Regions from separate parts of the Mus musculus genome. Here region 2 is linked to region 1. A link is a loop called in an ENCODE intact Hi-C map of the cell type or tissue named here. Cell type or tissue: left cerebral cortex. All regions are shown on one strand. Each heading gives the region's core, and the rest is flanking DNA. Links, peaks and the distances in the headings are about the cores only.

The links. Peaks named below come from ENCODE experiments on the same cell type or tissue, not always from the same donor. Only the 100,000 strongest peaks of a DNase experiment are listed, where the experiment ranks them.
Region 2: a loop joins it to region 1, with 2.0 times the contacts of the local background. A loop is called at or near these places in 2 of 42 quality-filtered maps.

What each region holds. Positions count from the first base shown.
Region 1 is chr7:16,460,266-16,466,251 of GRCm38, reverse strand. Npas1 (neuronal PAS domain protein 1) reads left to right here. Exons shown (of 12, transcript NM_008718.2): 4 at 818-891; 5 at 1,056-1,145; 6 at 2,836-3,004; 7 at 3,987-4,102; 8 at 4,314-4,471; 9 at 4,816-4,922; 10 at 5,299-5,446. Among named protein-coding and RNA genes, the nearest start is that of Tmem160, 10 kb to the right of the region's middle. In left cerebral cortex, for the core only: CTCF peaks have their summits at 935 (motif pointing left), 2,835 (motif pointing right) and 3,730; DNase peaks (open chromatin) are centred at 933 and 2,831.
Region 2 is chr7:16,734,890-16,740,875 of GRCm38, reverse strand. It overlaps Ap2s1 (adaptor-related protein complex 2, sigma 1 subunit), which reads right to left and starts at 2,432. Exons shown (of 5, transcript NM_198613.2): 1 at 2,338-2,432. The coding sequence starts at 2,340. In left cerebral cortex, for the core only: CTCF peaks have their summits at 3,237 and 4,985; DNase peaks (open chromatin) are centred at 2,547 and 2,945; H3K4me3 peaks cover 2,097 bases; H3K27ac peaks cover 858 bases.

The DNA.
Region 1 (5,986 bases), core at 406-5,405:
CTTTTCACTTATTGAAGAATCACCGAGCTGTTGTCTTCAGCTGCTATCTTAATGTGCAGTCCACCCTGCAGTGCAAACTTCTCTAGCTACTCTCATAATTTTGTATTTCTTTGGATTTTGTTACTGTCTTTCAGTGCAGAGGATTGAACCCAGAGCCTATGAATACTAGACAAGCACTCTACCACAGAGCCACTCACTGGAGAATTCTAGGCAGGGGCTCTACCACTGAGCCACGCCCCCAGCCCCTCACTGGGAGATTCATCGCAGGTGTTCCTCCACTGAGCCAAGGCCTTAGCATCATACTGGGAGATTCTAGGCAGATGCTTCATCACTGATCTATGTTGCCAGCCCTCATTTTAACTTTTGAGATAGGAACTCATTTGTTATGTACCCCAGGCAAGCCTTTAGTCATTGATTCTCCTACCTTGCCTGCCAAGTAGTTGGAGTTACGGGCCTTCACCACCAGGTCAGCCTCAGCCTTGGGCTATTCATTGGACCGGGCTTCGGTGCCCAGTGAGGACAGTCTGCGCTGTTCCCGTCACTAGCACTGCCTGTACTGTATAGGACCTGTGAACAGAAGTACTCAAGAACTTTTTGGTTTTGGTGTGAAAAAGAATGAGGGAGTGGACAAATTCCTCTTTCCAATGTCTGTCACTCAGTCTTGGTCTCTCTGTCCCCTAGGGAACAACCATCCTGTGAACTGGTTCTCTATGGTGGCTGGCTGGGAGTTTAAGACTGACTGGGCCCCTAAGGGCTGCCCAGAGCAGTGAGTCAGACCAAGGGTCCCTGACTGTCCTCCTCCTCCTTCTGTCCCCAGCCCCAGGCCGCCGAGGCCCTGTGGCTCTGGTCTCTGAAGTCTTCGAGCAACACCTAGGTGGACACATCCTACAGGTGAGCGCCTCCCTTCCTAGCCTGCTGCTTTGTGCTGCCACCTGGTGGTAGCATCTGGGAATAGCACTATTTTTCCTGCATCAGTTCCCTGTGGAGAACTGGACAGGACTAAGGGTACCCAGGTTGTTCCCTTCCTACACCCGCTCCGTTTGTCTCAACTCTAGTCCTTGGATGGCTTCGTGTTCGCTTTGAACCAGGAAGGGAAATTTCTCTACATCTCAGAGACAGTGTCCATCTACCTGGGTCTCTCACAGGTAAGTCTTCCCTGCAGTAGGCAGCTATCTTTACCGCCTGACCTATGCATGCCCTTACTCTCTTCTGGTATCACTAAGCACAACGTGAAAAACAGACAACCTTCCTTGGAACCCCACAAAGCAGCCCGACATATGCTGGAGGACTCAAGCAGGACCACAAGTTCAAAGCCAGCCAAGGAGACTTAGCAAGACCTCATTTCAAAATTAAAAACCTCATCTAGAGATGTAGTTCTACAGCGATGTGTGCTCACCTAGAATCCTCCAGGGAAGGGCTGAGCTCAGTGAGGGTGTGAATCAGCGGTATGCCACTTGTGTACCATTCTGGAGGTCCTGGGACTCCAATCCATTGTGTCTGGGGCAGGATTGTAGCTTGGTTCATAGAATGCTTGCCTGGTGTTCACAAAGCCCTGGGTTCCTTACATAAACTGGGCATGGCGGTGAGGTATAAACCTTACATTAAACTCCATCACTGGAGAGGTGGAGGCAGGAGGACCAGAAGTTTCAGGCCAGCCTAGGCTATCTGAGACTGTCTCAAAAACTAACACTTCCCCAAAGGAGGGGACTTGAATGTGTAGGTGACAAAGTAGGGTGGATAAGGTGGTTGTGTGGGTGGGGTGGGGGATGAGGGTGAGGACCACAGGGGGGATAAAGGTTAGAGGGAGACAGGTCACCCACTTCAAGCAGAGGGACAGTAGAAGAAGGCACGGTGGGTTTCTGAGTAAGAATTGCCATAGTTGGATATGCAGCTTCCAGGAGAGTTTTAAATGGGGCTTGAAGGTCAGAGGCTCCCTGTGAAATCAGAGCATGATCAGAACAGAAAGCTAGAGGCTGTACTGAAGGGGCCTGGCATGGGATCCATGTGAGATCTGAGAGGCCAGTCTCCAAGGCCCTAACTCATTAAAGAGCTGACAACTGCCGGGCTTGATTTCCAGCACTTGGGAGGCCGAGTCAGGAGGATCACCACAAGTCTGAGGCCAGCCTGAGCTACCTAGCAAACCTCTGTCTAAAAAAAGAAAAAAAGAAAAAAACAAAAAAACAAAAACAAAAAGGGCCAGATGTTGCAGCACATGCCTTTAGTCCAGAATTTCAGGAGGTACAGGCAGGCAGATTAATAAGTTTGAAGCCAGAGCTATAAAAGTGAGACCCTGGGCTGGAGCGATGGCTCAGTGGTTAAGAGCAGGTGCTCTTCCGAAGGTCCTGAGTTCAAATCCACATGGTGGCTCACAACCATCCATAATGAAATCTGACGCCCTCTTCTGGGGTGTCTGAAGACAGCTAGAATGTACTTACCTATAATAAATAAATAAATAAATAAATAAATAAATAAATCTTTAAAAAAAATAATAAATACATCTTAAAAGAAAAAGTGAGGCCGGGTGTGGTAGCGCACGCCTTTAATCTCAGCACTTGGGAGGGTTCGAGGACAACCTGGTCTACAAAGTGAGTTCCAGGACAGCCAGGGCTACAGAGAAACCCTGTCTCGAACACCTCCCCCCCCCAAAAAAAAAGTGAGACCCTGCCTCAAACAAAAAAAGCCCCTCCCTCCTTAATTCAAAAAAGCAGGAAACACCTAAGAAAAACACAAGCCAGTTGTGAAGTGCACTTGAAGGTTGGGCGAGCAGACCTAAGCTAAACCCAGCCTCAGCTTTGGCGCTCACGCGGCTCCTGCATTCCTCTCCATCACCGGCAGGTGGAGCTGACGGGCAGCAGCGTCTTCGACTACATCCATCCTGGGGACCACTCGGAGGTCCTAGAGCAACTTGGATTGCGGGCTGCAAGCATCGGTCCCCCTACACCACCTTCCGTGTCCTCCTCTTCCTCATCGTCTTCCTCCTCGCTGGTGGACACCCCTGAGATTGGTAATTTCCAGGAATCCCATCCTTGCCAGTGAATGAAGCCTGAGGGTAGATCCTGGTTTTTGTGTTTAACATGCTACAAAACAAGGTTTTGTAAAACAAACAAACACAACAACAACAACCCAAACCAAAGCAACAACAACACAAAACAAAAAACCCACAATGAGTCAAGCCAACTTAAGGCACTAGGGTGTCTAAACTTGCCTGGTTCCCCAGAGTGGCCAAAATACACCAACATTTGAGCTGCTACAAGGAAGTAGGAATAAGACTGAGAATTTTTTTTTTTTTTTTTTACATTCCACTGTGCCTTTAAATTTTCATTGGGCCCTAACTTCAAACCCACAAGCCATGAGGGATGGCCCCCAACTCCAGGCACAGCACAGAGAGATCAAGTTACTTGCCCCAAGTCACCCAGCTGTTCCATATTTTTAGTTGTGTGTGTGTATGTGGTGTGTGTTTAACTTTCAGGATACAGTTCTTTTGTTGATTGTTTGGGGTTTTTTGTTTTGTTTTGTTTTTTAGTGTTTGTTTGTTTGAGACAGGGTTTCTCTGTATAGCCCTGGCTGTCCTAGAGCTCACTCTGTAGACCAGGTTGGCTTTGAACTCCTCCTGCCTCTGCCTCTGTGTGCTGAGGTAAAGGCATGTGCCACCACGGCCCAGCTTCCTTTCTTTTATACTTCTAGTCTGTGGTAGGGGACCTGACTGTCACAACAGTTCTAGCCTGCCCTCTGTGGTCACAGGTGGCTACTCCAGCCTGGGTCAGACTGATGCCAGCGGATGCCTGGGGGGCAGAACAGAGCTTCTGAGCAGGAAAGAGGGGCTCATCTGACCTTGGACCTGGCTGTCCCACAAGGGGAGATTACTTTATCAGTGTACCTGTGCGACCATTAGATGCATCTGAGTGTCTGGAGCAGCCACAGTGAGGCTGGTTCTGAGTTGACGGGGTTCTGGAAAACTATGACAGCGCCCTCTTGTTCTGCCTCAGAAGCCAGCCCCACCGAGGCATCGCCTGCCTTCCGAGCCCAAGAGCGGTCCTTCTTTGTCCGCATGAAGTCCACCCTCACCAAGAGGGGCCTGAATGTCAAAGCCTCGGGGTACAAGGTGGGTATGAACTGTCTCTTTCCCCCTGTGTGCCAGCTATATCCCGGGATACAAGGTACTGAGAACAGAAACTGGGAGACACTCAAAGCCTTCCCAGGGCCAAGGGATCTGTGGGTATCAGGTGGAACTGGGTGAAGCTTTGACTTGGCTGTGGTCCTCCTGCCTCAGCAGTCCCACCTGGCACCTCCCCAGCCACCCCCACCTTCCACAGGTCATTCATGTGACAGGGCGCCTGAGGGCCCGAGCCCTGGGTCTTGTAGCCCTTGGACACACGCTGCCCCCAGCCCCACTGGCTGAGCTGCCTTTGCACGGACACATGATTGTCTTCCGCCTCAGCCTGGGCCTCACCATCCTTGCTTGTGAGAGCAGGTACCAGGGTAGGGGCGGGAGGGAAGGTGGGTCCAAAAGGACCTGGGGATATGTGGGGACCAGTCAATCCTGGGCCTTTCAGTCAGGGGCCGTGGGGAGTTGGGAGGAGAGAGGACAAGGGAGAAGGCAAAGGTGCCTGGGAGACGTGAGGGTGGCCCTGGCTCCCTTACAAGGCTTGCCCATTTCTTTTTCGGGCCCCCTTTTCTTCACCTATGCCCATTTTACAGAATGAAACTGAGGTACTGCAAGGGTGTGGATCCTGGGGAACCCTGAAGCCAGCTCTGCTGTCTCCTGTCACCCAATGTCTCCCCACTCCTTTTCCCTTTCTTTCCTGTGTCCTCCAGAGTTAGCGACCATATGGACATGGGGCCCTCAGAGCTTGTGGGACGCAGCTGCTACCAGTTTGTTCATGGACAGGATGCAACCAGGATCCGCCAAAGCCATCTGGACCGTGAGGCACACTTCTGTACCCTCTCCCCATCCTCCTACCACCACAAAAACACGAATGACCCTGCTTCCCTGTTCCCTGGAAGTCCTTCTTCAGGGCTAACCAGAGTCTCTGGTTGCACTGCAGCTTCTGGGGGCTGTTCGGAACAGAAAAGCAACAAAGAGGCTGAGCAGTGGCTGGGGGTGGGGGATGAGGGTCAGTAAGCCGGGTAAGAGGGGTCTCTGACCGATGCTGGGGTGCCTCTGGGTCTCTGACTACCTCTGTGCCTTTCTCTCTCTTTCTCGATTCTCCCCACTCTCGCTGCCTCTGCCTGTCTCCTGCTCACCTGCCTTGACCCTCCCCACCCCTCTGGGCTCTCTGCTCCCCTGGGATGGACCAGTGCTGGACAAAGGGCAGGTGGTGACTGGTTACTACCGTTGGCTGCAGCGTGCGGGGGGCTTCGTGTGGCTGCAGTCTGTAGCCACTGTGGCCGGGAACGGGAAGAGCACTGGGGAGCATCACGTGCTGTGGGTCAGTCACGTGCTCAGGTGAGAGGTGGCCCATTGCCATCCCAGCATCTCCAGCAGCTGCTCCCCATCCCAGCCAGGGCCCTTAAGGGAGGGCTGGCTCTGTAGACACAAAGGGGAAAGAACCTAGGAGGCCTAGGTATGGAATGGCCTCACTTGGTGGACACGGAGAGGAATCAGTGTTGGGAGGAGACACATCTGTGACGTAGGCAGGGCAGGAACGCTCGTGTGGTGTGCCTCCGGCTGAAGGTGTGAATTGGACTCGTTCGTGTGGTGTGCCTCCGGCTGAAGGTGTGAATTGGACTCCAGGGCACTGGGGAGCCACAGCAGACTCTATACAGGGAGAGTGGTGCAAAACATACACGCGTTGTGAGCAGAGGGCACAGAACGGATGAGCCTCAGGTCTACAGCCTGAGAAGCCCAGGGAAGAGCAGAGCGATTGGGGCTGGAGCACAGAGTTGGGGGCAGGGGAGGCTGTAAATGGCAGCAGGATATTTTATCTCGTGGTCACTGGAGAACTATTGAAGGCTTTATGTCTGGAGGGGATCACAATTCTGCACT
Region 2 (5,986 bases), core at 517-5,516, 270 kb before region 1:
GAGAACTGCTACCCTAGACGCATTCAATCAAGCGGCAAAGAGCACACACTCCGACCTAGAAAACATCGGAGTACTCTCAGGCAGTGTGGCTTTATGTTGATGGGCCTCTGTGGGCCTCAGCTTCCCCTTCTGTGTAATGGACACAATGGGATTTCCTCCTTCCTTCATTAGACCAGTGAACAGGGTAACACCTATAAGAGGCGCAGCATGCGGCTACTATATACTACACATCCTAAGCCCCAACCTCTAAGTAGCATTATAAAGTGTGTCCTGTCATTTCACTTTCAGAAACTCGTACCCCAGCCACCCAGTGATGCACATCTGTGATTGTAGCTACTAGGAAGGCTAAGATGGGGGGGGGGGGGTGTTAGAGGTTCAAAGGCAGCCTGGGATATCTACAAGATCCTGTCTCAAGGAGAACAAAACAAACAAAACAAAACAAAACTGCTGGTGAGCTGGTTCAGTGGGTACAGGTTGACAAGCCCAAAGACCTGAGTTTGATCCCTGAGATCCACATGGTGGAAGGAGAGGAATGACTGGGCAAGTCACTTCTGACCTCTACATACGTAACGTAAAATGAGAATAAAAAAACAGGAAAGACAGAGATGTAGTTCAGTGGCAGGAGATGTACTAGACTTACAACCATGTACAAGGCCCTGGGTTTCATCCTCAATACAAACAAACAAACAAACAAAAAGGGAGAGAGAGAGAAGAAAGAAGAGAGAGAGCCAACTCGAGAGCGCACAGAACGGGAGGAAGAGAAAGGAGGGAAGGAGAGAGAAAGAAACCACAAGGCTGAAAATTTAGCTGAAGGTAAAATACCCAAGCAGCATGCCCAAGACCCCAGGTTCAATCCTCTACCGGGGTTCAATCCTAGGTACTGAGGGGGGAAACGGAAAGGGGAAAATCAGGGCTCAAGGGTTCCCTGCTGGGAAGCCTAGTTTGAAGCCCTGTCTGTCCAGTCATATATGCTCTTGCCCATTTTACAGATGACAAAGCTAAGACCCATAGTTATCACAACCAGAAAGCAGAGCTAGTTCCTCCAAGTCTTTACCCTGAGCCCTGGATTCTTTACTGGCTTCCATGGTCTTTCCCGAGCCTCATTCTTCCCTCAACCTATCTGCCTTATTCAACCTAAGCAGAAAACCACAAACAGGATGTTACATGCCCCTTCCAAGAACTACTTCTGCTGAGCCAGGGAAACCCAGGAAGGGAAGGGGGTGGGCACAGGAGCAGAAGGGAAGAACAGCTGGAAGCAAGGCTGAGTTAAGCCCTCTGTGTCCTACCCCACTTCAACCAATACTTCTTTCTGTTTCCCTCAATGAGAATCGTTTCACTCCTGGGAACACATCTGAGCAGCCCCTAGTCCCTACATCCATCCCTCTGCTGTACCCTCAGGGAGCCTCCCGACCACCTCCCCACATTGTTCGTTGTAACCTCCATCCCCCTGACCCCAGCACCTTTGGCCCCGACTCCGGGAAGCTTCACCTGTCCTTCATTACAAGCACCCCTTCTCCCTGTCCAAGGCTGGCCTCCCTTTTTACAAAGGTCGCATCGAACCTCCAAGACCTCTACTCACCTCCTGTTCTGACATCCCCCTCCCAAGTCTTCTTCTCCAAGTCCCTATCCAAAGAACTCTTAGTTCCAAAAGGCCCGTCTTGGAGGTGGAGGTTCCCCTAAATCCAGTGCTCAGCCCTTCTCCCAAAGCTCCCCCTCCTCAAATGTGACGCCTCCAAGTCTACTCTGCACCCCGGACCTCTCCTCTGTGGAACATTCTGTTCAGTTGCTCCCCATTTTCTTCTAGAATCCACTTTCTACTGCTACAGCCCTCTCTCCTCTTGCAGCAGCCTAACTCTAATCCTACAGGGGCTAACTTCCGGCCTCCAGGGTCCTCTTCTTCCCCTGGAGAGCATCTACCCTGGCCATATCCAATTTGCCCCAACACTAGCTCTCCTTAAAACCAGCTCCTTCCTTCTCATAAGGAACCCTCTCTACCCTGTCTGTAGAGTCTCTGGTTCTTTTCCATCATCCCTTCCTCATCTCCAATATCTTCTCCCGCCTCTGTGGTTTCAAAATCACCCCCAAATGTCTCCCACCAAGGCAGTCCCTCCCCTGGACACTCCTTCCCCTCCAAATCCTTTGCTTGGAACCACAAGCACACCCCGCAGCGCAGCATCCAGCCCCTGATCCCCATTCCTGACCCCAATCCCGAGAACCCGCGCCCGGCCCGGATCATCCGCAGCAGGAGGAAGCTTGTCACCTCCAAACCGAAACCCCGGGGACCGTACGTGAACCACCCCCCTCTGCCTGTCCCCGGTACGACGCTCCCCCCGTTACCATGGCGACCCCTGTCTGGACCCCAGAGGCCCGGGTCCCGCTGTAACAGGGCGGCTCCGGCTCTGCTTGCAGTTGTGGGGCCCAGGGCTAGAACTGACTTCCGGCAGGAGAACCCGCCTTCCTTCTCGGGCACGGCCCTCTGGGAGTTGTAGTTTAAACGCACGCGTTGGCAAGGGTGGCCCCGGTCTAACGCCTTCCCAGCATGCTCTGCGACTGCCCTTTTTCCTATCAAGAGACCTAGTCGCCAAATGCGAGTACCAAATGCATTGTGGATGAAGGACTCTGAATAAGGACAATTTCCATAGGTTAAAAGTAGACTGAGTGAGCGTTGCATTTCGGGAAATGTGGTTCTAGTGCTCCTCGATCCCAAAGCTACCAGCAAGGACATGCTGGGAATAGTAGTTTTTTCTTTTCAACTTTGCTTTAAATTATAACATATAATGTGCTTTGATAATATTTCCCCATTATTATTAGCTTACTTCTTTCTCCTCCACCAAAACCCTTTCTTCCCCAAAGTGTTCCTTTTTTCATGTATGTTTTTCTTGCGGAGCGTGTGACCCACGGCATTGATCTGGGGTTGCGGATGTGAGCGTTACTTACTTGGGCATGGGCATCTTTTAACAGAATACACTACTGGGAATATGACCCTCGCACCCTCGGCGACTGGTTTTTAATTTTTTGCTTATTTTATGTATTTGAGTTCTCACCTGCATGTAGGTAAGTCTATAGTATGCCTGCAGTGTCCACAGAGGTGGAAGACAGCATAAGAACCTAGGAACTGGAGTTTGGGAGCCGAATCTGCTAGAGTAGCAAAAGCTCTTAAACACTGAGTCTTCTCTCCAGCATCTCAATCCGTGCCCACCTGTGGTGAAATGCTGATGGGCCTGGTCTCCTACAGGCCTTGAGCAGTAACTCCCAGCTGCTGTAAGGTTTGGCATCATCTCTGTCACGTTCAGAAGGCATGTTTCACTCTTCCCTCCAGTGATTTTTTTTTTCCTTTAAACTCGGGTTTTAAAAAAATATTTATTATATGTAAGTACACTGTAGCTGTACTCAGATACTCCAGAAGAGAGCATCAGATTTCGTTACCAATGGTTGTGAGTCACCATGTGGTTGCTGGGATTTGAACTCAGGACCTTTGGAAGAGCAGTTGGTGCTCTTAACCGCTGAGCCATCTCACCAGCCCCTAAGCTCAGGGTTTTATGTATCCCGGACTGGCCTAGGACTAGCCTTGTAGGGGAGGATCAGTTGGAGTCCTGATCCTGCAGCTTCTGCCACCAAAGGGGCTACAGTATAGGCATATGCCACCACACCAGTCTTAGGAAAAGTAGGTTATTTTATTTTATTTTACTTTTGAGACATGGTTTCTTATGTAGTCCTGGCTGTCTTGGAACTCACTCTGTAAACCAGGCTGGACTTGAACTCAGAGATCTGCTTACCTGGACTTAAGGTATGCACCACTGATGCCCAGCAGAAATAGTGTTAAACAAGTCATTACGCTGTGGACCTAAAAATGTAACTAACTGCCTTTCTATGCTTACGCAGTGCTCTATTTAGTTGAGCTTAGGGATGTAGGTTTTCTCATAAATATAACTACATATGTACATAAAATAAAATAAAGATAGGAATTGGGCTAGACACAGTGTCTGTAAATCCATGGAAGTGTACTGGTATGGATTAAGGCTATCCTGTACTATATAGGGACTCTCTGGCTAGCCTCGACTACAGAGTCAGACTTTGTCTCAAAATTCTAAAACCTGAACGAGGCAAATAGGTCAGTGGATAAAGACAACTGCTGCCAAGCCTGACGATGACCTGTGTTCAATCACTAGAACCTGTATGGAGGAAGGAGAGAACTGACTCTCTCCAGTTGCCCTCTCCAGTTGTCCTCTGACGTACACACAAACTCTCTCTCTCTCACGCATACACACACACACACACACACACACACACACACACGCAAACACACACACACATAAACACCACTAACATACATATACAAACACACACAGAAACATAGAGGATAAATTTGAAAGATGTAAAGAGAAAAGTAAGGAGAGAAAGTCCTTGTGTTGTCCTCTGATTTACACACACACACACTCTCTCTCTCTCTCTCTCTCTCTCACATACATACACACATGCACACACTCACACACATGCACACACACATGCACACACACAAACACATACACAACACTAACGTACATTCACAAACACACACAGAAACATAGAGGATAAATTTGAAAGATGTAAAGAGAAAAGTAAGGAGAGAAAGTCCTTGTGTCACACTCACACACACACACACACTCTCTCTCACACACACACACATGCACACACACACTCACACACACACATGCACACACACACACACTCTCTCACACACACATGCACACAAACACATGCACACACACAAACACATATACAACACTAACACACACTAACACACACACAGCACTAACATACACACAGAAGCACAGAGGATAAATTTAAAAGATGTAAAGAGAAAAGCAAGGGGAGAATGTCCTTGTGCGTGTGGGGCTCTTCCTGGAATAAGCCCCAGCACCAATGAGCATGGAAGAGAGCCCTGGTGGACCTAAGCAGGTGAGCTGCAGGAAGGTTTCCCTCCCAGGTCTGGTTGGTATTCTCATTTTATACCCTAAAGCCACAAGGTGGGGCAGTGGAGGGAGAGTTTTAGGGAAGCCTGTGTGGCTTCAGTGGCAGGGCAACCACCCAGGTTGTTTGAGCTGTGTCTCCAGGTTATTCTGTCCCAGGTGGTGAGTGATGTCACACTTACTAATTAAGCAGTACAGACAGCACTTTAAGTGAACCACTGAACAAGCGGATAAACCTAGTAATTGGTCCTGTCTCCTCCCTTTCTCTTCGTCTACATCACTTACGAATATGTCCTGCAGAAAGCGGTTGGTACTCTGGCCTGCCAGCTGCTCTTCTATTGCTTTCCTTCTAGTTTTGATGAAGCTGGACGGGGAGTTTAAGATGCGTGGTCCAGTGGGGCTGGAGAGATGGCTCAGTGGTTAAGAGCACTGACTGCTCTTCCAGAGGTCCTGAGTTCAACTCCCAGCAACCACACGGTGGCTCACAACCATCTGTAATGGAATCCTATGCCCTCTTCTGCTGCGTCTGAAGACAGCTGCAGTATACTCATTAAATAAGTAAATAAATAAAATAAATAAGTAAATATGTTCCTAATAGAAGAGCCAGCACCCTCATCATAAGCAGCCCCATAGCAGAGGCAGCCAGGCTCCCGCCCCCACCATGTTGTCCGTATTTACTCCATGGCTCTCCTGTACTTTTTGCCTCACTTTCCCAGTAACACACCTTTGGCGATTCCTCATACGATTCCTGAGTAATTAGCATAAAACAGCATTCTTTATTTTAAATCGTGGACATGCCTAATCCTCCACGCTTTTGGAGGAACGTTGCAGCCAGTGCATCTGTCTGGTTCTGGAGAGTGACTGTGCTTCCCTGAACAACGGTTCATCTTTATCTGAGTGGGGATCTGGCTGTGCTGAGCGTACTTGTTAGATGCCTATTGCAGAGGCACCTCATGGACCCAGGCAGGGCCATGCCTAGCAGGACTGGTATAAGTACAGGAGTTCTCTTACTTTTTAAATCTAAGGGATGTAAGTAT